4 separate regions of the Homo sapiens genome follow, and all the other regions are linked to region 1. The links are chromatin contacts, found by Hi-C or POLR2A ChIA-PET in ENCODE. All regions are on one chromosome and are shown on one strand. Each heading gives the region's core, a stretch centred on a gene start or an enhancer-like site at or near the end of the contact. The rest is flanking DNA. Distances are from core to core; before and after follow the strand shown. Region 1 holds the start of UQCC1 (ubiquinol-cytochrome c reductase complex assembly factor 1). Region 2 holds the start of AAR2 (AAR2 splicing factor). Region 3 holds the start of PIGU (phosphatidylinositol glycan anchor biosynthesis class U). Region 4 holds the start of NORAD (non-coding RNA activated by DNA damage).

Region 1 (6,241 bases), core at 2,044-4,543:
CATCTCTACAAAAAAGAAAAAAAAAAGTAGCCAGGCGTGGTGGCACATGCCTGTGGTCCCAGCTACTCAGGAGGCTGAAGTGGGAGGATCACTTGAGCCCAGGAGGTCAAGGCTGCAGTGAGCTATGATTGAGCCACTACACTTCAGCACGCATGACAGAGCGAGACCCTATCTCCAAAAAAAAAAAAAGAGAAAATTCTGACACATGCTACAACATGGATGAATCTTGAGGACATTACGCTAAATGAAATAAGCCAGTCACAAAAGGTCAAATACTGTATGATTCCACTTATATGAGGTACACAAAGTAGTTAAACTCACGGAGACAGAAAGTAGAATGGTGGCTGCCAGGGGCTGGGGAGAAAAGACTATAGAGAGTTATTAATAGGTTCAGAGTTTCAGTTTTATAAAATGAAAATAATTCTGTGGATAAGGGTGGTAAAGATGGCACAACAATGTAAATGCACTCAATACCACAGAACTGTACACTTAAAAAGTTTCAAAGGTGGCCAAGCACAGTGGCTCATGCCTGTAATCCCAGCACTTTGGGAGGCCAAGGCGGGCAGATCACCTGAGGTCAGGAATTCAAGATCAGCCTGGCTAAAATGGTGAAACCCCATTTCTACTAAAAATACAAAAAATTAGCTGAACGTAGTGGCACGTGCCTGTAATCCCAGCTACTCAGGAGGCTGAGGCAGGAGAATCGCTTGAACCCGGGAGGCAGAGGTTGCAGTGAGCCAAGATCACGCCATTGCACTCCAGCTTGCGCAACAAGAGCAAAACTCCGTCTCAGAAAAAAAAAAAAAAGTTTAAAAGGTAAATTTTGTTACATGTATTTTACCACAACTTTTTTTTAATTTTCTAAAGTACAGGGTGGCTTTCTGCAATTTTTACTATTTCCAAAGAAAAGCAGAAATGATCAGCAATGCCCAGGACAACTCATAAAAACCATAAGCATGTCCAGTTCCACTGATCAAATGTCCAGGCTCTCTGCTGTAGTCATTCAACAATAGCAGTGTTTTAGTTTCCTCCTCCTTCCCAAAACCATCACTGGAGAAGGGAAAATATTGGCTGACAAGACAAAAAGAGGAAAAAATAAAGCAAGACTAACAAGAATGTTTCAGGAATACTTCTTTTTTTTTTTCAGACAGAGTTTCACTCTTTCACCCAGGCTGGACTGCAGTGGCACAATCTCAGCTCACTGCAACCTCCGCCTCCTGGGTTGAAGCAATTCTCGTGTCTCAGCCTCACGAGTAGCTGGGATTACAGGCGCCCACCACCAGGCCTGGCTAATTTTTGTATTTTTAGTAGAGACAGGGTTTCACCACGTTGGCCAGGCTGGTCTTGAACTCCTGGCCTCAAGTGATCCACCTACCTCAGCCTCCCAATGTGCTGGGATTACAGGTGTGAGCCACGGCACCTGGCCAGGAATACCTCTCTGTGGTTCAGTTTTCTTATCTGTAAAATAGAGGAAATAACACGCCCTCCTTTCCAAAGGGATGTTATAAGGATTAGGTAAGTATTTTAAAGTGCTTAGCACGTAGTAAGTGCCCTATAAAATGATAGTTGTCAGGCCAGGCTCGGTGGCTCATGCCTGTTATCCCAGCACTTTGGGAGGCCGCAGGAGGCGGATCATGAGGTCAGGAGTTCGAGACCAGTCTGGCCAACATGGTGAAACTCCATCTCTACTAAAAATACAAAAGTTAGCCAGGTGTGGTGGCAGGCGCCTGTAATCCCAGCTACTTGGGAGGCTGAAGCAGGAGAACTGCTTGAACCCAGGAGGCAGAGGTTGCAGTGAGCCGAGATCACACCGCTGAACTCCACCCTGGGTGACAGAGCGAGACTCCATCTCAAAAAAAAAAAAAATACAAAAATTAGTCAGGTGTGGTGTGGTGCATGCCTGTCATCCCAGCTACTCGGGAGGCTGGCACAGGAGAATTGCTTGAACCCGGGAGCAGAAGTTGCAGTGAGCCCGAGATGGCACCACTGCACTCCAGCTTCGGCGACAGAGCAAGACTCTGCCTCAAAAAAAAAAAAAAAAAAAACAAAACCCTAAAGGGTGGCAGGGGAAGGATTAAAAAAAAAAAAAAAAAAAAAACCACTAAATTCAGAACATTCTAATTGCCATTTCCCCAGCAGTCCTCATTTCTGAATCAATTTCTGGCCTGAAATCAAACAATCACTTCACCAGGTGAATCTTTCTGGCAGTTACAGGGGCTACTCTACAAATAAATATTTACTGAACAGCAGTCGAGGGTACCTCACTCTGCTAGGCTGGCAAGGAATACAAGAAGTAAAACTGTCGTCCTTGTAAGACATATATAAAAAGATCAAAAACACAAATGTAAAATAACAATTCAGAAGTTACCTAGACACAGGAATAGACCATGTCTACTATGAAAAACAGTGTCTTTGACCCAGTTTTTGAAGACTCGCTAAAACTATACACTCTCCCATCCCTCCATGATTAAAAACTAAGCTCTGTATCCTAACGTTTTTTCTGCTGCCACTTTCTTTTCTCCTTTAATTGCTAGAGAAAAGAGTATGCTAGAAGGGTCAGGACTAAATCTCAAGAGGTGCAGTAGTTTCACACACGGGTGCTAAAGAGTCTGGTAGTCTTTCCTTACTTCATTCATTTATTCAACAAGTAATCATTTAACACCTATGATGTGCCAGACACCATGCTAGGCAAAGTGAAAACGACGGAGACAGACATGACTCCAATTCTCACGCAGCTTTCAATCTAATAATCTATATTCCACTTAACTGTACAGTTAAGAACTGACTTATTACCTATGAAAGAAACCCTGAGAATCTCAGAATCTAAAGGGACTGCAGGAGATAAATGTCCTCGTTTTTCACATAGGGTCAATGAGGCCCAAAAGTGACTTGCTTAAAGTCACTATGCATCAGTGACAGTCAGGGACTAGAACCCAGGCCTCCTGAAACTCCAATCAGTGTCCTACATGCTCCTCTCCCTGAGGGGAAGCAGGTACATGGGGGAGGGAAGGAAAAGTAAACCCCATCAAATAAAGGCCAGATGTCAGTCTTCCCCTTCTCGAAAGATGGGGGAGCTAAGGTCAAAACGGGGTAGGAAGAGGTCGGAAGCTGCCTCAGTTTCCCCACGGAAAAGCGGCCACTCAGCCTAGCTATAACACAGGCTTCCCTCCTGCGATTCCTTCCAATTCCTCCCGCCCTGCCTTGTCGAACTCCAACCCGGGACCCAGAGAGCTACCGTAGAAAATTACTCCTTCACTCACAAGGACTCGCACCAGCAACGCCATGTTCCTCAATAACCATTTCCGGGTGAAGAGTGAGTTTCCGGTGTCCCCTTTTCTACGTCCTCCTTTTGCCGGCGAAAGACTGGCAAGGGGGGCGCAGGCGCAAAGAGGTCGCTACGCGCACGCGCTGTTGTTTTCTCGGCTGTGCACCAGGCTGTCGTGCCCGGGCACGCTCTCCCTGCTGTCTCCCCCACTACACGTAACAGTGGTTCAAATCCTTCCCCCACGCCTGTCTCCTTGACCCCAGACCTCGGGGCTTCTCATATCCCTCTCTTTATTCCCCACCTAACCCAGCCTCACTCCTCAGCCCCTCCTTCCCAAACTCCACCCCAACACTTTTCAATGGAGGTTGAAAAGAACAGGACTTTAGGAAATCCCAATCTTTAGAAAGAGCCAGAAGACCGGGCGCGGTGGCTCACGCCTGTAATCCCAGCACTTTGGGAGGCCGAGGCGGGCGGATCACCTGAGATCAGGAGTTCGAGACTAGCCTGGCCAACATGGCAAAACCCCGTCCCTAACTAAAAATACAAAGAAAGTAGCCGGGCATGTTGGTGTGTGCCTGTAATCCCAGCTACTCTGAAGGCAGAGGTTGCAGTGAGCCGAGATCGCGCCACTGCACTCCAGCCTGGGCGACAGAGCAGGACTGGACTCTGTCTCAAAAAAAAAAAAAAAAAAAAAAAAAAAAAAGCCAGAGAAGGAGGCTAAGATAAAAGAATACGGGGGATACCAGACTCCTGAAAGTCAAGGCAAGAAGGCGGTCATGTGCCGATCTGAAGCCTGGTAGAGGAAGAAACTTTTGGGATTTGTGGTTGGTTGGTTGTTTAAGGGAAACATCTTTGCATATTGATAGGAAAAGATTAGTGAAGAGTATACAGGGCCGTGCCCGGTGGCTCATGCCTGTAATCCCAACACTTTGGGAGGCCGAGGCAGGTGGATTGCCTGAGGTCAGGAGTTCAAGACCAGCCTGACCAATATGGTGAAACCCCGTCTCTACTGAAAATACGAAAAAAATTAGCCGGGCATGGTGGCGTGTGCCTGTAATCCCAGCTACTTGGGAGGCTGAGGCAGGGAATCGCTTGAACCCGGGAGGCAGAGGTTGCAGTGAGCTGAGACTGGGGCACTGAACTCCAGCCTGGGTGACAAAGCGAGACTCCGTCTCAAAAAAAAAAAAAAAAAAAGAGTATACAGGAGAATCAATCAAAGAGGCAAGGAGCTTCTTGAGGAAAGTGGCAGAGAACGGCCTTGGTAGAAGACTCCTCTTCCATTACATCCCAAGAGAAGAGAAGACAAAGTACTGGTGCTTTGGGGGTTGAGGGAGCAGAGGGGCAGGATGTTGAAGGACTTCTTTCATTTCATTCAGTCAACAAAGACCTATTGAGTCTTCCCTATGTGCTGAACACAAGACATACTGGCTTCATGGAGTTCTTAGACTGGTGGGGGAGGCATAGGAACCCAGTGAAAAAAATTAAAACTGGGGAGCTACTTTGGTTAGGTTGGTAAGGCCTCTCCAAGAAAGTGACATGTAAGATGAAATCTAAAGGAAGAAGAGGAGCTAGTCATGGGAAATAACTTCACTCGACTATTTTTTTAATTAAATTTATTGATTTTTATTAATTGACAAAAAATATATATTGTGTACAACAGGATGTTTTCTTTTTTCTTTTTTTTTTTTTTTTTGAGACAGAGTTTCACTCTTGTCGCCCAGGCTGGAGTGCAGTGGCTCAATCTCGGCTCACTGCAACCTCCACCTCCCAAGTCAAGCGATTCTCCTGCCTCAGACTCCCAAGTAGCTGGGATTACAGATGCGCACCACCACGCCTGGCTAATTTTTGTGTTTTCAGTAGAGACGGGGTTTTGCCATTTCGGCTAGGACGGTCTCAAACTCCTAACCTCAGGTGATCCACCCACATCGGCCTCCGAAAGTGCTGGGATTACAAGAGTGAGCCACCGTGCCCCCGGCCAGGATGTTTTAAAATATGTATACATTGTGAAATGGCTAAGTCAAGCTAATTAATATATGCATTACCTCATATTTTTGTGCTGGAAATGTTTAAAATATGTTCTTTAAGCAATTTTCAAGAATACAATACATATTCATAGTGGGTATAGTCACCATGTTATACAATAGATCTTTTCTTTTTTTTTTTGAGACGGAGTTTCACTCTTGTTGCCCAGGCTGGAGCGCAATGGCGTGATCTTGGCTCACTGCAACCTCTGCCTCCCGGGTTCAAGTGATTCTCCTGCCTCAGCCTCCTGAGTAGCTGGGATTACAGGCATGCGCCACCACGCCCAGCTAATATTATATTTTAGTAGAGACGGGGTTTCTCCATGTTGGTCAGGCTGGTCTCGAACTCCCGACCTCAGGTGATCCGCCTGCCTTGGCCTCCCAAAGTGGCCTCCTGAACTTATCTCTCTTAACTGAAATTTTGTATCCTTTGACAAACATCTCCTCAGCCTCTAGTAACCACCATTCTACTCTCTACTTCTGTGTGTTCAACTTATATTCCACATATGAGAGAAATCAAGCAGTGTTTGTCTTTCTGTGCCTCATTTATTTCTCTTAACATAACATCCTCCCAGTTCATCCATGTTGTCATAGATATGAGCATTTCCTTCTTTTTTTTTTCCTTGAGACAGAGTCTTGCTCTTGTTGCCCAGGCTGGAGTGCAGTGGCACAATCTTGGCTCACTGCAACCTCTCCCTCCCGGGTTCAAGCAATTCTCCTGCCTCAGCCTCCCAAGTAGCCTGGACTACAGGCATGTGCCACCACACCCAGCTAATTTTTATTTTTAGTAGAGATGGGGTTTCTCCATGTTGGTCAGGCTGGTCTTGAGCTCCCGACCTCAGGTGATCTGCCCACCTTGGCTTCCCAAAGTGTTGGGATTACAGGTGTGAGCCACCGCACCTGGCCAGCATTTCCTTCTTCTTTTAGGCTGAATAGCATTCCATTATATATATAA
Region 2 (6,241 bases), core at 2,446-4,945, 820 kb after region 1:
TTTGATGCTGAACCATACTTCCTTGGCACCTCTCCTCTCTCTCTCTCTCTCTCTCTCTCTCTCTCTCTCTCTCACTGTCTCTCTCTGACTTTGGCCACTGGTACAAGTTGGCACTGTGGGAGGGGCTAAAACTGAAGTGGAGACATCCCAACTTAGAACATGTTTATGCAACAAATATTTGGAACTCAAGGTGGTCCAGGCCTTGGGTGACTCTCCAGGCACAACACAAACAAGACAAAAGTCCCTGCCCTTCATGAACCCACAGGCTAGTGGAGGAAACAGATGCCAACACAGGCAAACAGTCCGTTACAGAGCACTCAGCACTAGGAAGGAAATACACCGGGAGAAGGGAAGGAGGGTCACTGAAGGAGACCACTTTAAATACAGTGGCCAGGTAAGGCCTCCCTGAGGAGGCGATCTGTGAGCTGAATGAAAAGAAGGATCAATCAACAAAGGCGAGGAACTTTGGTGCACATTCTAGGAGAGGGAACAGTAAGCATACAGGCCCCAGGACGTGGAGGGGCTTATTGAGCGGAGAAACAGCATGGTCCCTCCTCCTGAAAGAAGAGTACCTACATTGGAGTCTCTCTTCCTGTAACCCCCCTACATGGGAGCCTAGTGGGAAAAAATACAGCAATCCTCAACTTCGGCCTTTGCCCAGAACCTCTATATATGTTCCCATATCCTCATACCACCTGTCCCATTATTCACTTATTTTTCTTTAAATTGACTCAGGTCAAGTGCAGTGGCTCACGCCTGTAATCCCAGCACTTTGAGAGGCTGAGGCAGGCAGATTACCTGAGGTCAGGAGTTCAAGACCAGCCTGGCCCACATAGTGAAATCCCATCTCTACTAAAAATACAAAAAATTAGCCGGGTGTGGTGGTGCACACCTGTAATCCCAGCTACTCGGGAGGCTGAGGCGGGAGAATCGCTTGAACCCAGGAGGCGGAGGTTGCAGTGAGCCGAGATCGTGCTACTGCACTCCAGCCTGGGTGACAGAGAGAGACTCCGTCTCAAAAAAATAATAAAATAAAATAACTAACTAAATAAATTGACTCACGTTAAAAGCAAATGCATTTAAAAAGGAAACTATATTACTTCCACAAATGAAAAGCTTATGTTATTTGCCAAGAAAGGAGGTCTTCATAAAATAAATGCAAAAATATTAAAATTAACAACCACAATGCACTTAAAACCTAAACTCATCCCTTGGACCACCTGAGGTGCACACACCACACTTTCCTTTTATTCCACCAAGCAACTCACCTCAGCCCACCTTTATTGCTGCAAATCTCACCAGCGAGTCTTTTCCATGTGTATGTATTTTTCCAGAGTTGGTCATCTTGTACATACTTTTGTAAATACTTTAAAATATATATATGTACATATATGTATATATATGTACATATATATCTATATACACGTATATATATCCTGAGCATTTCCGTATACTTTCAAATACTAAATACTTATTTTCTTTGGAAAGGTAATTCATTAAATGATACAAAGACTATGCAGTGAAAAGTGATTCTTCAGCCTTCTCCAGATTTCTGTCTCTTGTCAGAGGCAATTGCTGCGAGGAACATTATGAATCCTTCTCTGAATTTTCCCTATAGGTCTCCTTTAGCAATCTGTTATCCCTAGGGTTCTGGAATAGGACTTGGTTTACAAACAATGGGTCTTCATATGATTCCTCAGGACCCCATACACCCTGATCCATATTTCTGTCTCCCATAAAGGACCATCCTGACTCGGCTTTTGTCGAATAATCAAAGGTAAGTTCACCCAGATTAGTGTTTTTCAACTGCATTGAGAGTGGGGAAATGACCCCTCCTCCTTTACCCCCAACCCCCGCCCCGGGGACATTTAGCAATGGTTGTCACAACTGAGGGGTGCTACTAGCTCTAGTGGGTAGACGCCAGGGTTGCTGCTAAACATCCTACAATGCACAGGACAGCCACATACAACAAATACTTATCTGGCCCCAAATGTCAATAGTGCCAAGGTTGAGAAATTCTGATCTAAATGGACATGTGACCCACAAGGTGGGACTCCTAGGCCACCATTTACAGCTTCTACAACCAGTGTTCAGTGTCCTGGAGTCTCTGAAAAGACGGTGAGCCCAACTGAAACAGGGAGCTTTGAGACCAGACCATAGAGCTCAGCACTTAAGACTGGGAGTGGGGAGGGGTGGAGAGGGAGCTGAGCTTCTTCATGCAGGAGATGAAACTTGACAGGACAGGCTGAGATTGGTAAGCATGACTGTGACTGATGGAGGCTGTCTCTGGTTAATCCTGCAGCAGCTCATTGTGATTAACCATGACTGCAGGGCCCGGTCTAGTCTGCAACCCACTAAGAGATAAATTTTGACCGAGACAGATTGGCGTGTCCAGCTGTCACTGAGGAAATGTGACAGACAAGCTAAGGAGCAGCAGCACAAGAGATAAGAACAGACAGCCCTTGGTTTGCATTCTAGCTCTGCCATTCTCTGGCTGTGTAACATCTCTTTGAACCTCAGTTTTCTCTTCTGCAAATTGGGAATACACATACCTTACAAGGGTTAGTGCAAGGATTATAAATACCCAAGTGGGCCGGGCACGGTGGCTCATGCCTGTAATCCCAGCACTTTGAGAGGCCAAGGTGGGCAGATCACCTGAGGTCAGGAGTTCGAAACCAGCCTGGCCAACAAGATGAAACCCCGTCTCTACTAAAAATACAAAAATTAGCCAGGCACGGTGGTGGGCGCCTGTAATCCCAGCTACTTGGGAGGCTGAGGCAGGAGAATGGCTTGAACCCAGGAGGTGGAGGTTGCAGTGAGCCGAGATAGCGCCATTGCACTCCAGCCTGGGTGACAGAGTGAGATTGCGTCTCAAAAAAAGAAATACCCAAGTGGCCTGCCCTAAAATCACATAAGCCAATTCTTGGCAATAAATCACTTAATATAGATCTCCTACTGGCTCTGTATCTTTGGTGGAACCCTGATTAATAGTGCAGGGTTAGACCCACAAATAGTTATTTATTAATACCAAATTATCATCATTATTAATTAAATGCATAATATATGTACTCAGCTGAGCTTTTGTGCCTGGCTTTGTGCTCGGTTCCAGGGAAACAGTGAGGAACAAGACAGGCAGATTCCTTCCCTAGTGCGTTGATAGCCTGACTGAGATGTTAGGACTTGGCCTGCAGGAAGGACACGGGGTGATAATGGCCAGAGGGACTGAGGTGGCGACCGCTGCTGCTGCAGCAGCGGAGGCTGACGCTGGTTCTCTCTGGGCTGGTGGCTGGGTTTCTGAGGCTCTCCCCGAGGGCTGAGTGTGACTGGAAGCTGAGACACTGTGACCGGGATAGAGACTGGCTGACAAAGACAGTGACCGAGCGCCTGACTGGCTACTTCTGAATAGTAGCCACTGGTACAAGCCTTGGCTGTGCTTTAGTGACCATGACTGCTTGAGCCCAAAGTAAGATGGCTGGTGGCTGTGTTTCTGGACGGGGATATAAAATGCATAGGTTAATGAAAGTTGTTCACAATTCAGAAGCTAAAACGAGAAACTAAGAATAACAAAAGGCAACCTTGCATCCGGCGGAACCTGCAGGCACGGGCCATTCTTCCCGCGACCCAGGGCTCTGCCGGACCGCTTCCCCCGTCGCTCCAGTCAGACGCCAAAGCTGGAGAACTTCCGGTGCGTTTCCGCTGTACCGGAACGTGGGGCGAGGCGGTGAGTGTGGCCTCCTGGCCTCTTTTTCCTTTCCTGATTCCTTGTGTATGTGTGGCTGGGCCGCCCCTCTTCTCGGCTCAGAGTCACGGAGTGCCTTGAACTAGGCCCACCTCGCCGGGGCGGCTGGTTCTCTGTTTGTGGGACGCTGGTGTCTCTGGAGGCCCTTCCTGAGAAGCCGTCGCCAGAGTTACGTCGCGGTTTTCTTAACTTTAGAGCCTGGGGGCCGGAGACCCTGATTGCACTCGACCTGGCTCTGCCCTACTCTCTGCGTGACTTCCAGTAAGGTCTTTCCCCGAACTGAGGCTTTGTTTCTCGTTTACAAAATGGATATCATACTTGTATTAAATAAATGTTTACTAAGCGTTGAATCTGTGCTAGGGATACAGCAGGACTCAAGTCTCGTGGCGATGACAGCCTTCAATCAAACATCCAAAACTGCAGTTGTGATCATTGAGACGGAAAGGTACAAGGCACCCCAGATTATATCACAGGAGACCTGACCTAGCCCCAGGGCAAGGAACCTTTACTGAGGAGGTGAATATTGAGCTGAGATCAGAAAAAAGGATTTGACAAAGTGGGGAGGGAAGAGTTTTCTATATGGAGACAGCCTCCAATTTCAGGTTCTGAAAGAGGCCGTTGTGGCTGGAACAGAGAGCTTGTGGGGGACCATTGTGTGACACAAGCTAAAGGGGTTGCCAGGAGTCAGACCGTGCAGGCTTTGTAGGTAATAGGAAGAATTCTGGTTTTTCAAGAACCATATGGGAAACCACTCAGAAGCTGACATGGGTGGTGTTGTGATTAGATTGGCATTTTGAAAAGGTTACTGCTGTTGAATGGAGAATGGGTTGAGGAGCAAGCACTCTGAGTGAGGGACGATGGTAGCTTGGATTAGGGAGGTGGTGGAGAGAAGTGGATGGATGTGACTTTAGGTGTTCCAGGACTGTGAGGAACTCACAGAGCTGTCAGTGACAGGGGCTGGTAGACTGCAGAGTTCTATGCATATTTAATAAACGTTTTCCTAGCATCTCCTCTGTGCTAGGCCCTGTGCCAGCTGCTGGAGATATAGTGAATAGAATTACAGACTGGTGGAATTAGCATGAAAGAAACGTCATTATCAAGGAGGAGCACACAGATGTCACAAGGGAAAATGGCTAATTGATGAGCTGTTATTGTAAATGGAATATCTGTTCATTCAGCAAATATTAAATACTTTCTGAATTCAGGATTACAAATAGGAAGATGATACGTATTATTATTATTATTATTATTATTATTATTATTATTATTATTATTATTTTGAGACGGAATTCGCTCAGACCCCCAGGCTGGAGTGCAGTGGTGTGATCTCAGCTCACTGCAACCTCTGCCTCCCAGGTTCAAGCAATTCTTCTGCCTCAGCTTCTCAAGTAGCTGGGACTACTGGCGCACACCACCATGCGCGGCTAATTTTTTTTGTATTTTTAGTAGAGATGGGGTTTCACAGTATTGGCCAGGCTGGTCTCAAACTCCTGACCTCATTATCCATCCGCCTCGGCCTCCCAAAGTGCTGTGATTACAGGCGTGAGCCACCACGCCCGGCCTGTTGATACGAATTATTTAGAGCAGAGTCTTTCAAACTTTTATGACTGTGACCTACAGTAACGAATACATTTTATGGCACAACCAAGTATACACACAAACACACAAAGCTCCAGAAAACAGTACTTAGCTTTACTACTCATGATGTATTGTGATATTTCAAAAATTCTGTTATTTTCGTTTAAAAAATAATGCTGGTTGAGACCTTCACATTGATTTCCTAATCCACTAATGGATTGTGACTTGCAGTTTGGTGAAACACAAAGTGCTGATTCAGGGTAAGAGTCATTTGTGGTGGTTTTGAGGTAACAATGATAAAATGTGCTCTTATTTTTGGAAAAGGATTGGTCTTCCTTTCTGCACTGCTTTATTTAAAGTAAAAAGGGTAAACAGGGCCAGGCATGGTGGCTCACACCTGTTATCTCAGCACTTTGGGAGGCCGAGGCGGGCAGATCACTGAGGTCAGGAGTTCCAGACTAGCCTAGGCCACATGGTGAGACCCTCTCTGTACTAAAAATACAAAACTTAGCCAGGTGTGGTGGCACACACCGGTAGTCTCAGCTGCTTGGGAGGCTGAGGCACAAGAATTGCTTGAACCCGGGAGGTGGACGATGTAGTGAGCCGAGATCACGCCACTGCACTCCAGCTGGGGTGACAGAGCGAGACCCTGTCTCAAAAAAAAAAAAAAAAAAAGTAAACAATTAAACAGGCAGCTCGTTTTTCTGTGTGTGAAATTTTGACGTCTTGGCTAGATTGGAATTGCCTAGAGGGCAGTGACTGTCTTAATCTGTGATGTTTTTTGGGGGCCTGGCAAAGATCCTGGCACAATGCAGGCACTCAGTGAGTATTTGTTAAATTAGTCAGGTAGGTATCTTAGGACTAGAAGGTTGCATAATGGTTTGTTTACATTTGTTCATGTTGGTACCATTCTTGCCGATATCC
Region 3 (6,241 bases), core at 1,559-4,058, 730 kb before region 1:
GGCGGAGGTTGCAGTGAGCCGAGATCGCGCCATTGCACTCCAGCCTGGGCAACAAGAGCAAAATTCTGTCTCAAAAAAAAAAAGAATTCATACAGCTTATAAGTTGCAGAACTAGAGAAAGAGTCAAACCTTTTCTGAGATTCCAGACCCTGCACTCTTAATTACCAAACAACACTGTCTCATCTTTGGATCCTTCACCTGTCCATCCTGTAAGTAACCTCCTGTAAGTAACCAGATCCTATGCTTTCTTCTCTTCCACATTTATTCAACAGTAACTACACACCTACTGTATGCCAGACATAAAAGAATTCAGGAATGAATAAAACAGAATCCTTCAAGGAGCTCATAATATAGTGGAAAAGGCCAGGTGTGGTAGCTTATGCCTGTAATCCCAGCACTTTGAGAGACCCAGATGGGCGGATCACTTGAGCCCAGGAGTTTGAGACCAGCCTAAGCAACATGGTGAAACCCCATCTCTACAAAAAATACAAAAAAATAATAATAATAACAAGTAGGGTTGGTGGTACATGCCTGTAGTCCCAGCTACCAACTACTTGGGAGGCTGAGGAGGGAGGATGTCCTGAGCCCGAGAGGTCAAGGCTGCAGTGACCCATTATCACTGCACTCCAGCCTGAGTGTCAGAGTGAGACCCTGTCTCTTGAAGAAAAAAAAAAAAAAAAAGAGGCCAGGCATGGCGGCTCACACCTGTAATCCCAGCACTTTGGGAGGCCGAGGAAGGCAGATCACCTGAGGTCGGGAGTTCAAGACCAGCCTGACCAACATGGAGAACCCCTGTCTCTACTAAAAATACAAAATTAGCCAGGCATGGTGGTGCATGCCTGTAATCCCAGCTGCCCAGGAGGCTGAGGCAGAAGAATTGCTTGAACCCAGGGGGCGGAGGTTATGGTGAGCCGAGATCGCACCATTGCACTCCAGCTAGGGCAATGAGAGTGAAACTCCATCTCAAAAAAAAAAAAAAAAAAAAAGAGAGAGAGAGAAAATGTGGAAAAACCGGATATAAACAGGTAATTATGAGATAAGAAATGCTCTTAGTAGGGTGTAGAGGAAGAAGGGCCTAATACTGCCTCAGGTTTTCAGTTATCCAGAAGAAAACAGGAACCAAATGGCTTCGATTCATTTCAACAGAAAAATAATACGCAGAGGTAACAAATCCAAGCTCTTACAATCTCAGACATGAATTATTACTATCTTTATTACCATTCCCCAACTAGGAAACCTGGGCAAATTAACTTCTCTAAATTTCAGTTCCCTCATCTGTAAAAGGGGGAAAATAACACCATCTATCACATAGAAATAAATGTGAGGACTAAATGAGAAAAGGTATATGTTACCATTTTTAGAAACCTTAACTCTATTCATAAAACACCCATTCATTATGCCGTTCCCCATACCAACATTCTATGGGATAACATCAAAACGTTAGCCTTGGCCAGGTGCCATGGCTCACGCCTGAAATCCCAGCACTTTGGGAGGCCAAGTGAGACTGCTTGAGTCCAGGAGTTCCAGACCAGCCTGGGCAACATAGAAAGACCCTGTCTCTAAACAAAAAACAAAAACAAAAACAAAAAAACTTTAGCATTTAAAGGACACAAAGGGGACTTCTGGGGTGCTGATACTGTTTCTTGAACTAGGTGCTGGCTACATGAGTGAATACAGTTTTTAAAAATTCATTGAACTCTACACTTACTTAATATGCATTGTATGTATACTGTACTTCAGTAAAAAAAAAAAAAAAAAAGTTGTTTGTTTTTTTTTAATCATCAAACTCTGGCCTAAACCTAGCTTCCACCCCATTACTCCCCTGCTTTGGACATTTCACATCCTTGAACGTTTCTTCATCCTATTTACTTTCTGCTACCTGGAACTCTCCTTTTCTCTAATCTCCCTTTCAAAACCCTACATCCTTCAAGAGTCAGCTCAAATCCCACATTCTGGAAAACTGGAAAGGTAGGGGATAGTTTATTCAGGGTCAGAATACTAAGGAAGGAACTGGGTGGACACATAAAGTATACTTTTCATGAATTATTATAACGATTTGTCTCCCTCACTAGCCTGTGCAGCTACTTCAGGCCAACTTCGCTTTCTCGCTGTAGGCGTTAGTATAAAACAATGTTCGGTGAAGAACTTAGTAAGGAACAGTAACAAAAATTGCCCTGCAAGTCCCAGACTGAGAAGAGACGTCTAAAGCACACGCACACTCTCCTCGCTTAAGCAAAATTGGTCCCCTCATCCCGGACCCCCTCACACATAACCTTTTATCCCAGGGAGCACCCCTGGCGATCCCGCCCCAAATCCCAAACTCCTCTGCAAGCCGCGCTCCACAAGCACCTCCTCCTCTTATTCCAACCCTTCCCACAGACCACACTCCTCGGCTCAGGACACTGAATGGGACACGCCCCCTCAGATCCCCACCACTAGGTGGTCCGGCCCCCAGGGCCCAAACCTCACGACACTGTCCCCACGCCCCGGTCCCCACGCCCCCTCCCCTCACCAGCCCCGCCCTCAGGCCCCGCCCTCTCCAAGAACCCCACGAGACAGTCAGTTAGTTCTCTAGGAACCGCGCGCTGGCGGTCACTGCCCCCGCCTCCCATTCACAGAGGCCGCGGGAGGGCAGGTGGGGCCTGACAGTCTGCTCGAGCCAGTGGCCTCACCTCTCTTCCAAGAGCTCAGTGGGGACACCACCTCCACCCGCTCGGAAATGAACTCGGCCAGACTGGAGCGGAACAAGGCCGCCCGCACTGTCACAGCCACCACCAGCACCAGGACCAAGGGAGCCGCCATGATAACTGGGGCGGGCGCGCGGGCGGGGAGGGAAGGCGAGGCGGAGGAGCCTCGCGCGCTGTGCGCCACGCTCTGTAGTTCCGCGGGTGGGCGCGCGCTGCCGCTGGCGCCGGAGAGGCCAGACGTGGGGACTACGGCTCCCAGAAAGCCTTGCGGCGAGGCGGGCCGGAGCGACGGAAAGCGGGCGCCTCAAGCTGCGTATGCAGAAGGTGGGGCGAAACCTTCTACGATCGCAGGTGTTTTGTGAAGCCGCGCCGCTATAGCGGGGCTGAAACGCTGCTGAAAGTAGAAGCGGAAGTAGTCGCCTTCCTGGGATTGTGAGAGACTTTTAAACAGATGTTAAATTCACTCTTGCGTGTATGTTTTCAATGCCAAAATGTTTATTTTTATTTTTATTTTTATTTTTTTTGAGACGGAGTCTCGCTCTGTCGTCCGGCTGGAGTGCAGTGGCGCGATCTTGGCTCACTGCAACTTCCGCCTCCTGGGTAGCTGGGATGACAGGCGCCCACCACCACGCGCGGCTATTTTTTTTTTTTTTTTTTTTTTGTATTTTTAGTAGAGATGGGGTTTCACCATGTTGGCCAGGTTGGTCTCGAACTCCTGACCTCAGGTGATCCGCCCGCCTCGGCTTCCCAAAATGCTGGGATTACAGGCGTGAGCCACCGCACCCTGCCCAAAATGTTTATGTTTTTTGTTTTTGAGACAGGGTCTCAGTGCCGTCGCCCAGGCTGGAGTGCAGTGGCGCAATCTCAGCTCACTGCAGCCTGGACCTCCCGGGCTCCAGAGTAGCTGGGACCACAGGTGCGCGCCACCACACCCGGCTAAGTTTTTGTACTTTTAGTAGAGACGGGGTTTCGCCATGTTGCCCAGGCTGGTACCTTTTATGTTTTTAAAGAGTGTTAAATGTGTATTTTTTAAAAAATTTATTCTGGCAGTTGTTTGTTAAACGCCAACTATTTTCCAGGCACTATGTTAGGTTCTACAGATGCGTTTTGGAGTAGTAGACTGATTTATTAGCTAGTTCAACAAGTCGCTTAACCCTTGTGTGCTGAAAAATGTGCTGATTATAGGCTAACTAGGGACAGTTGAGGAAGGCTTAGAAATTTTTTTTTTGTTTTGGAAACGGAGTTTCGCTCTTATTGCCCGGGTTGGAGTGCAATGGCGCGATCTCAGCTCACTGCAACCTCCGACTCCCAGGTTCAAGCGATTCTCCTGCCTCAGCCTCCCGAGTAGCTGGGATTACATGCATGCGCCATCACGCCCGGCTAATTTTTTGTAATTTTAGTAGAGACAGGGTTTCTCTATGTTGGTCAGGCTGGTCTCGAACTCCAGACTTCAGGCGATCCACCTGCCTGCCTCGGCCTCCCAAAGTGCTGGGATTACAGGCTTGTGTCATCGTGCCTGGCCGGAAGGCTTAGAAATTTTGCCAGTCGCTTTTAAACACAGGCATTTTTGAAAATTAAGACATATAAACCTACAGTTAAATAACTTATATTGAAAACAACGGAATACATATTCAACACGTCACTTTCTAATTATTTTACTACACTTTTTTTTATATGTGCTTTTGAGATTATTTACCACCGCTGTATCAGTACAGCAAATACTATCTCTTTCTCTTCCCAAATGGTGGTGTTCAGTTTCCTCAGGTTGATAGATTGAAAATCCCTCCCAATGCGAGTGTTTACACCACAGGAATCAGCAAACACTACAAATCAGGGGTTTGGGGTTTGGAGAGCCCATTGATAAGCATTAAGCAGCACACTTCATTAATTAATGTATAGTAAGTGCTTAAATATTAGCAATAATAATATTAAATGTGCAAGGAAATTTCATATTTGTGAAGAAAAGGAAACAGGCTGGACGCAGTGGCTCACGCCTGTAATCCCAGCACTTTGGAAGGCCGAAGCAGCCGGATCACTTGAGGTCAGGAGTTTGAAACCAGCCTGCCCAACATGGTGAAACCTCGTCTCTATTAAAATTACAAAAATTAGCCAGGCATGGTGGCCTGTGCCTGCAGTCCCAGCTACTCAGGAGGCTGAGGCAAGAGAATCACTTGAACCTGGGAGGCGGAGGCTACAGCGAGCCAAGATAGCGCCATTGCACTCCAGCCTGGGCGACAGAGCCAGACTCTGTCTCAAAAAAAGAAAGAGAGAGAAGAAAGAAAACGAAACAGTGTATGACTGAGAATAACTGCTGGTGTAATAATAAGGGTGGTAACACTAGACAAGGTGATCAGGGAAGACTCTAGAAAGAGGTGATATTTGAGCTGAGACCTAAAGGATGAGAAATTAATCAGAGCCTCCAAGCAGAAGGAACGGACTGAGTGGGGAAAGAGCAAGGTATGTTTGAGGATCAGAAAGAAAACAAGTATGGCTCAAGTGGAGAGAATAGAAGAAGCTGTGGATGGAGAGACGGGGGGCAATCAGGTAGGGACCTATTGGCCATGCTTGAGAATTTGGGCTTTATTCAAAGTGCAATCCATATGCCATTGGAGAATTTTAAACCAGAAATGATGTGAACAGGTGTACATTTTTCAAACATCTCTATATTCCCACAAGCCCTCTATTGGGTGTTGGGGAATATTGCAGTGACAAAATGGCACCATCTGCCTTTGCCCTTATGTAACTTGGAAAGCAGTTGAAGAGATAAAATAGTTAAAGAATAACATAAGTAAAATCACAAACCATAACTCCAGCCTGGGCGACAGAGCAAGACTCCGTCTCAAAAAAAAAAAAAAAAAATCACAAACCTTAATGAGAGAAAGAAAAGGGGGAGTGGGCCAGGCGCAGTGGCTCACGCCTGTAATCTCAGCACTTTGAGAGGCCATGGCGGGAGGATTGCTTGAGCCCAGGAGTTTGAGACCAGCCTGGGCAACATGGTGAAACCTGTCTCTACAGAAAACATAAGAATTACCCAGGCATGGTGGCGCATGCCTGTAGTCTCAGCTACTGGGAAGGCTGAGGTGGGAGAATCACTTGAGCCTGGGAGGTTGAAGCTGCAGCGAGCCAAGATCACGCCGCTGCTCTCAGGCCTGTACGACAAAGCAAGACCTTGCCTCAAAAAAAAAAAAAAAGAAAAAAGAAAAAAAATGGCCGGGCGCAGTGGCTCACACCTGTAATCTCAGCACTTTGGGAGGCCGAGGCAGGCAGATCACTTGAGGTCAGGAGTTCGAGACCAGCCTGGCCAACATGGTGAAACCCCGTCTCTACTAAAAATACAAAAAATTTAGCTGGGCAAGGTGGCGGGCACCTGTAATCCCAGCTACTTGGGAGGCTGAGACAGGAGAGTCACTTCGACCCGAGGATCGGCGGTTGCAGTGAGCCGAGATTGCACCACTGCACTCCAGCCTGGGCGACAGAGCAAGACTGTCTCAAAAAAAAAGAAAAAAGAAAAAGAAAAAAATGGGAGTGGGATTCTAAAAGAATGCAAAAATAAA
Region 4 (6,241 bases), core at 2,339-4,838, 640 kb after region 1:
TAGCATTGAATAAATGGTATACATACATAACACAGACTGTAATTTGAGTGTCTTCTAAATAGGAACATTCTGGCCTAGAACCCTTCCCTTTCCCACCTCTACCAACCCCGTGGACAGCTATAAGCCATCTGTAATGCTTAGGGGGGGTTTTAACAATTTCACTTGTTTTTAAGAAGTCTTCCCTATGAATTTTAACACAAAGTGTACTCAATGTAGTAGTTTACTAATTCTACTTTTGTCATATACTGGCAACCTTTTTAACATCGACTAGACGTAAATTAGGACTCCTATGTCCGCTTATATACACTATATACACAGCACAGTAAATGAAAATGCAGACATAAGGGACAATGGTCAATGTGCCTCCTCATAAACACACTGGACACTGGTAGAAAGCCCTTTGCACTTTGTGCTCCTCCTTCCCCCTGAACCAGCACAAATATCAAAATGGGTACTGCTCAGAGAATTGATCAATTTCCAAGACAATATTTCATATCAAAAGGATAGCTACAAAATGTGTTATTTACTACCTCTACTTTTAACATACTTTGTGCACTTCTAAACATCTAGAAAGACTAGATGTTTCAAATAAGGACTTAAGTTTGTCCGCTATATACACAGTAGGGTTGAATAAACTACACACATGTAACAATGGTTATATCTGATAGTGTCTTCTAAATACGAACATTCTGGTCTAGAACCCTTCATTCCTTCCAACTCCTCTCCACCACCAACCTGATGGATATAGGCACGTGTCACTTAGAGCTGATGTTATCTCACTTCCAAAAGTCCTTTTCAGAAGACAGCCTTTCTACAAATTTTAACAAAGTGTACAAAATGTGTTAGTTTACTAACTCTACTTCTGTCATACATTGGCAACCTCTTTAATATCTAGAGACTAGATATTATAAAATCGGGACTAATTTGTCCGTTATATATACAATATATACAGTATAGCAAAGTTAAATGAAATGCATGTAACATATACACAATGGATTAAGCTGAAATTTTCTAATAAACAATGGCAAAACACCATTTGCAATTTCTTCCCTCCCACCTCCCAGGTGGTTCAACAATTCCACTTCCAAACAGCATTTCCCATCAGTTTTTAAAAGCTATTTACAAAGTGTTATTCTACTACCACTTTTAAATACATCAAGCACTTCCAAATATCTAGAAAGACTAGATATTTCATATAACTTGTCCACCACATACACAGCACTGTTAAATAAAATTGCACACACATAACAATGGTTATCATCTGAGGTATCTTCTAAATGTGGCCATTTTGGCCTTGAATCATTCCCTCCTCCCTTCCTTCTCTGCCTTCAATCCAGTGGACAAGTACAGGCACGTGTAATGCTTAGAGATGGTCAAACAAATTCCTATGCAAAAGTCTTTACAGAAGACAAGTTTTCCTACGAATTTCAACACAAAGTGTACAAAATATGCTAATTTTACTCCTTTGTCATACACTGGCAACCTCTTTAACATCTAGAGACTAGATGTTGAAAAATTAGGACTATTTGTCCATTATATATACTATATACAGAGCAAAACAAAATGCACAAAACATATAGAAAAATGGTGTCTGAAAATGTCCAAGTATGAACACACTAGTAATATTACCTTTTGCAATTTCTTCCCTCCTACCTCCTCTAAACTATTGAACAAGTATAGACATTACTATACTGTTCACAAAGGTGGCTTCACAATTCAATTTCCAAAAGCATTTCCTATGAATTTTAGCAAAAAGATATTTACAAAGTGGTATTTTACTACCTATACATTTAACATACATCGGGCACTTCTAAACATCTAGATAGACTAGATGTTTCAAGTAAGGAGTTAATTTGTCTACTATGTATACAGCAGTCTTGAATAAACTGCAAACATGTAACAACAGTTATAATTTGAAAGAGTCTTCCAAATGTGAACATTCTGGCCTAGAACCCTTCCCATCTCCATCAACCCAGAAGACATCAAATTTTCAGAAGACAATCTTTCCTAGGACTTGTAAAACAAAATGTACAAAATATATTAGTTTACTAACTCTACTTTTGTCATACACTGGCAACCTCTTTAACATCCAGAAAGACTAGATGTTGTCAATTAGGACTCGTCTGTCCTTTATGTACACTATATACACAGATAAGTAAAACAAAATGCACAGACATAATGATTCATCTTGCCTCGCTGTAAACAGGATGGCATAGAGCTCTCTGCACCTCCCCCTCCTCTCTCCTCCCCTGAACCACTGCACAAACACAATGAGTATTACTCAACAGGTGATTTGGCCATTCCCCCCCAAAAATATTTCCTATGAATTGTAACAAAAAGGTATTTACAAAATGTGATTTTGCTACCTCTAATTTTAACATATCAGGCACTTCAGAACATCTAAAAAGAAGAGACATTTCAAAAAAGCTTAGCATTGTCAACTATATACACAGTAGTGAGGAATAAAATGCACACAAAACAATGGATAGAATATGAAAATGTCTTCTAAATATGACCAGTCTAGCATAGAACCTTCTTCTCTTCCTTCTCAGGTCTTCCAGCTCCATGTCATCTAACCCACTTAACAAACGTGGACGTATCGCTTCCAGAGGCCGTCTTAACAACTCCATTTCCAAAAGTCATCTCCAGAAGACATGTATTTTCTATGATTTCTTTTAAACAAATGAGAATTTACAAGATGTGTAACTTTCTAACTCTATTTTATCATACGTCGGCAACCTCTTTCCATCTAGAAGGGCTAGATGTGACAAATGTTTTCTATTAAAAGGTTGGGGTGGAGTTGAGAGCAGCTTTTTCATATTATATACACAGGCCTTCCATAAACGGCCAGTAAATCTTCCCAGAGGGTGGTGGGCATTTCCAACGGGCCAAACGTGGCCTGTCATTCTACCATTTCTCTCTTCCGACAGCAAAGTCTGGTAGAATGAAGACCAACCGCCCGATGGCCGCTAACCGTTCCACCCGTCGTCGTTCGGGACTTCGCTCACCTTCCAGGCCCCTTAAGGCCTTTGTCCGTTGTCGTCAGGACTAGGTAGGTCTCGCCCAATGGCGACAGAGTGGTCACCCGGGAACCGGATCTGCGCGGCTCCGTGGCCTAAAGAGGCGGCCGAGCCTGCTTGCGTCCCTAGGCCGCCTTCCCGGGCCGTCCACGCCTTAATGGCCTCCGCCGCGCGGCGTTCGAGCTGCCGCCATACTTCCCGGCCCACCACGCCCAGCGCCGCCCAAAGGCGCTGCGTCCCGGCGGCTCTGCGGGGGTTTCGTCGAGGCTTGGGTCGGGAGACCCGGGTGCCGGCGGGGTCCGGGCTGGGAGACGCCACGGCCGCCATTAGTCACCGAGGTGGGGTGGGAAAGAGAGGTTCGCTGCGGCTTCAAGGTCTGGGCACAGCCAGTGGGCGGGCACAGCCAGTGGGCAGCCACAGCAGAGGCCTCCGTTATCTGCAGGGCAGAGGGCTCGGCCTGTCCCGGGGCCCCCCAGTTCACCCGCCGGCCCGGGGCCGGAGGGCCTGGAGGGCCCTGGAGGAGCGGGCTGCGTTCTGCGTCTCTCCGCGATCTCTGCCGGACCGGAACTGACTTGGCAGTTCTCTGCGCTGGCAAGAGAGGAGCGGTACCGGAAGTGCCCTTGCGCTGGGGGCCCGCGAGCCGTGGTTCCGGGTCTGCAATGTTCCGGCGTGGGGGTGGGGAATGGGGAATGGGGTGTGGTCACGTGGGGTTAGGGCCCCCTCCACCCCGCTTGCTCTTCGCAACGGAAATTGCTACTGGCCTCAGAATTCCCTGAGCAAACGTTGCTTCTCTATCTCCTTACTCCTCCGGTGCTGGATAAGAAGACTCCAATATTTCATTTATTGACTCATTTACCACCTGTTTACCGAGCACCTATGTGCCTCTAAGCACGGGGGAGTGCAGCAGTAAAGAAAAAAACACAGGAAAATTTCTGCTCTCCTAAAATTTACATTCTAGTAAGGGAAACAACAATAAACAAGATCCTTAAAATGCATAAAAGGGTAGATAGCGAAAGTGCTTTGGAAACATAAAAAGGAAAGAGGAATATGAAGTGCAGGTGCGGAATGCTTTATAGTACGGCCAGGTGACTCTGGAGCAGAGACCCGAAGGAGGCGAGGGGATGAGCCATGCTTGGAGATGTCTGTAGGGGAACAGCTTATGCACAGGCCACAAAGCCGAAGCATGTGGGCCAGGCCTGTTCCAGGAACAGCAAAGAGGCTGGGGAAGAGAGGAGAGAAATGGGACCATGGGAGGGAGTTGAACTGCAGTGCGGGAGAGCTGAAGTGGAGGCAGGGGCAGAAGCAGGGAGACCTGATAACTGACTGTTGCAATCAAGCAGGTGAGCTATGATAGGGACTTATGCCAGGGCGACGACAGCAAAGGGGGCAAAAAGTGGTTGAATTCAGGGGTTGACATAAGCTCAAGTCTATAAGATTTGCTGACGGACCAGATGTGAAGTGGGAGAGCGAGAACTGAAAGATGACTCCACACTTTTTGGCCTGAGCAAATGAAAAGGCAGCCGCCTTAAGTGAGATGGAAGAAACCATGGGAGGAGCAAGCTTTGGGGAGAACACCAGGAGCTGAGTTTTAGGCATGTTAAGTTTGAGATGTCTGTTTGACATTCAAGTGGAAATGTCAAGCAGACAGATGGATTTATGAGTCTGGCATTCAGGGAAAGGTTTGAACTGGAGATGAATCTTTGGGAGTCGTCAGCATATAGATGTCTTTAAAACCTTGAGGCTGCATGAGAGAACCAAGAGAGGGACAAGGTCTGAGGTCTGATCCCTGGGTAACGTTTACAGGTCAGGGAATGAGAAGGAACCAGCAAAGGAGACTGAGAAGCGACCAGGGTGGTAGGAGAACAACCAGGAGAGTGTGGTGTCCTGGAAGTAAATGAGGAAAGTGTTTCAAGGGGAATTTATCAACAGTGTCAAATGCTGCTGATGTGTCAATTAAGATAAGGTTGGAAATGACACTTCCAGCTTTTAGAATTAATGCTGTGATGAACTTCCTCGTGAATTTTCACATTTTGTGTAGACTTCTGAATTCCTTTGGGTTTTTTTGTTTTTTGTTTTAGATGGAGTCTTGCGCTGTCACCTAGTCTAGAGTGCAGTGGCGCGATCTTGGCTCACTACAACCTCCACCTCCCAGGTTGAAGTGATTCTCCTACCTCAGCCTCACGAGTAGCTGGGATTATAGGCGCCCGCCACCGCGCCCAGCTAATTTTTGTATTTTTGAGTAGAGACGGGGGTTTCACCATGTTGGCCAGGCTGGTCTCGAACTTCTGACCTCGTGATCCACCTGCCTTGGCCTCCCAAAGTGCTGGGATTACAGGCGTGAGCCACCGCCCCCAGCCTCTGAGTTCCTTTGTTTGTATTTGTATTTTTATTTTTTTTTTTTGAGGCAGAGTCTTGCTCTGTTGCCCAGGCTGTAGTGAAATGGTGCGATCTTGACTCACTGCAACCTCCACCTCCTGGGTTCAAGTGATTCTCCTGCCTCAGCCTCCCAAGTAGCTGGGATTACAGGCACTCGCCACCAGGCCAGGCTAATTTTTTGTATTTTTAGTAGAGACGGGGTTTTACCCTGTTGGTCAGGCTGGTCTCGAACTTGTGACCTCAGGTGATCCACCCACCTTCGCCTCCCAAAGTGCTGGGATTACAGGTGTGAGCCACCGCACCTGGCCTGCATTTTTATTATTTTTAAAATTATTTATTTATTTATTTATGTTTGAGACAGGGTCTCGCTCTGTCATCCAGGCTGGAGTGCAGTGGTGCCATCTCGGCCCACTGCAACCTCCAACTCCTGAGTTCAAATGATTCTCCTGCTTCAGCCTCCCAAGTAGCTGGGACTACAAACGTGTGCCACCATGCCCAGCTAATTTTTGTATTTTTAGTATAGATGAGATTTCACTGTGTTGGCCAGGCTGGTTTCAAACTCCTGACCTCAGGTGATCCACCTGCCTCGGCTTCCCAAAGTGCTGGGAGTACAAGCATGAGCTACCACCACTGGCCCTGAGTTCCTTTGGATACAATTCTGGAAATGTAAAGAAAGATCAAAGGATTAAGACTCTTGATGCAGACTCAGACATGATTCCCAGGAGGAAAATCCTGCAGTCAGAAAGGCCTTGCTGGTGGAAGGTGGACAGGAGAGGTGGCGAGAAGTCCAGGGGCTCTAGTCCACAATGAGATGACAAGGCCCTGAGCCAGGAGAGTTGCACAGA

What was found. Hi-C counts contacts between places; a loop is a spot of excess contacts on that map. ChIA-PET counts read pairs that join two places held with the same protein, here RNA polymerase II (POLR2A). Pooled maps may share reads with other maps.
Region 2: a map of CD8-positive, alpha-beta T cell shows a loop between it and region 1 (20-fold over the local background). The contact joins the promoter of AAR2 here to the promoter of UQCC1 in region 1. A Hi-C loop is called at or near these places in 4 of 168 maps with a recorded cell type or tissue (B cell, CD4-positive, alpha-beta T cell, CD4-positive, alpha-beta memory T cell and 1 more), 9 of 37 single-sample maps with no recorded cell type and 15 of 50 pooled maps. POLR2A ChIA-PET finds 5 or more read pairs at or near these places in 1 of 52 experiments (naive thymus-derived CD4-positive, alpha-beta T cell).
Region 3: a map of naive thymus-derived CD4-positive, alpha-beta T cell shows a loop between it and region 1 (20-fold over the local background). The contact joins the promoter of PIGU here to the promoter of UQCC1 in region 1. A Hi-C loop is called at or near these places in 1 of 168 maps with a recorded cell type or tissue (naive thymus-derived CD4-positive, alpha-beta T cell) and 7 of 50 pooled maps. POLR2A ChIA-PET finds 5 or more read pairs at or near these places in 1 of 52 experiments (activated CD8-positive, alpha-beta memory T cell).
Region 4: a loop to region 1 is called in a map of CD8-positive, alpha-beta T cell, with 17 times the contacts of the local background. The contact joins the promoter of NORAD here to the promoter of UQCC1 in region 1. A Hi-C loop is called at or near these places in 3 of 168 maps with a recorded cell type or tissue (CD4-positive, alpha-beta T cell, CD8-positive, alpha-beta T cell and naive thymus-derived CD4-positive, alpha-beta T cell), 1 of 37 single-sample maps with no recorded cell type and 11 of 50 pooled maps. POLR2A ChIA-PET finds 5 or more read pairs at or near these places in 2 of 52 experiments (GM10248 and GM12878).

What each region holds. Positions count from the first base shown.
Region 1 is chr20:35,408,680-35,414,920 of GRCh38, forward strand. It overlaps UQCC1 (ubiquinol-cytochrome c reductase complex assembly factor 1), which reads right to left and starts at 3,294. Exons shown (of 10, transcript NM_018244.5): 1 at 3,261-3,294. The coding sequence starts at 3,284. RefSeq lists enhancers at 2,626-3,449, 3,040-3,139, 3,200-3,349, 3,450-4,272, 3,480-3,529.
Region 2 is chr20:36,232,783-36,239,023 of GRCh38, forward strand. AAR2 (AAR2 splicing factor) reads left to right here and starts at 3,696. Exons shown (of 4, transcript NM_001271874.2): 1 at 3,696-3,721. It overlaps LOC105372602 (a long non-coding RNA gene), which reads right to left and starts at 3,684. Exons shown (of 3, transcript XR_936695.2): 1 at 3,576-3,684. EPB41L1 (erythrocyte membrane protein band 4.1 like 1) reads left to right here. Exons shown (of 22, transcript NM_012156.2): 22 at 1-17.
Region 3 is chr20:34,674,284-34,680,524 of GRCh38, forward strand. PIGU (phosphatidylinositol glycan anchor biosynthesis class U) reads right to left here and starts at 2,809. Exons shown (of 12, transcript NM_080476.5): 1 at 2,673-2,809. The coding sequence starts at 2,802. RefSeq lists enhancers at 2,277-3,163, 3,164-4,049 and silencers at 2,429-2,528, 2,769-2,878.
Region 4 is chr20:36,047,372-36,053,612 of GRCh38, forward strand. NORAD (non-coding RNA activated by DNA damage) reads right to left here and starts at 3,589. Exons shown (of 1, transcript NR_027451.1): 1 at 1-3,589. RefSeq lists enhancers at 2,586-3,785, 3,266-3,837 and a silencer at 3,325-3,534.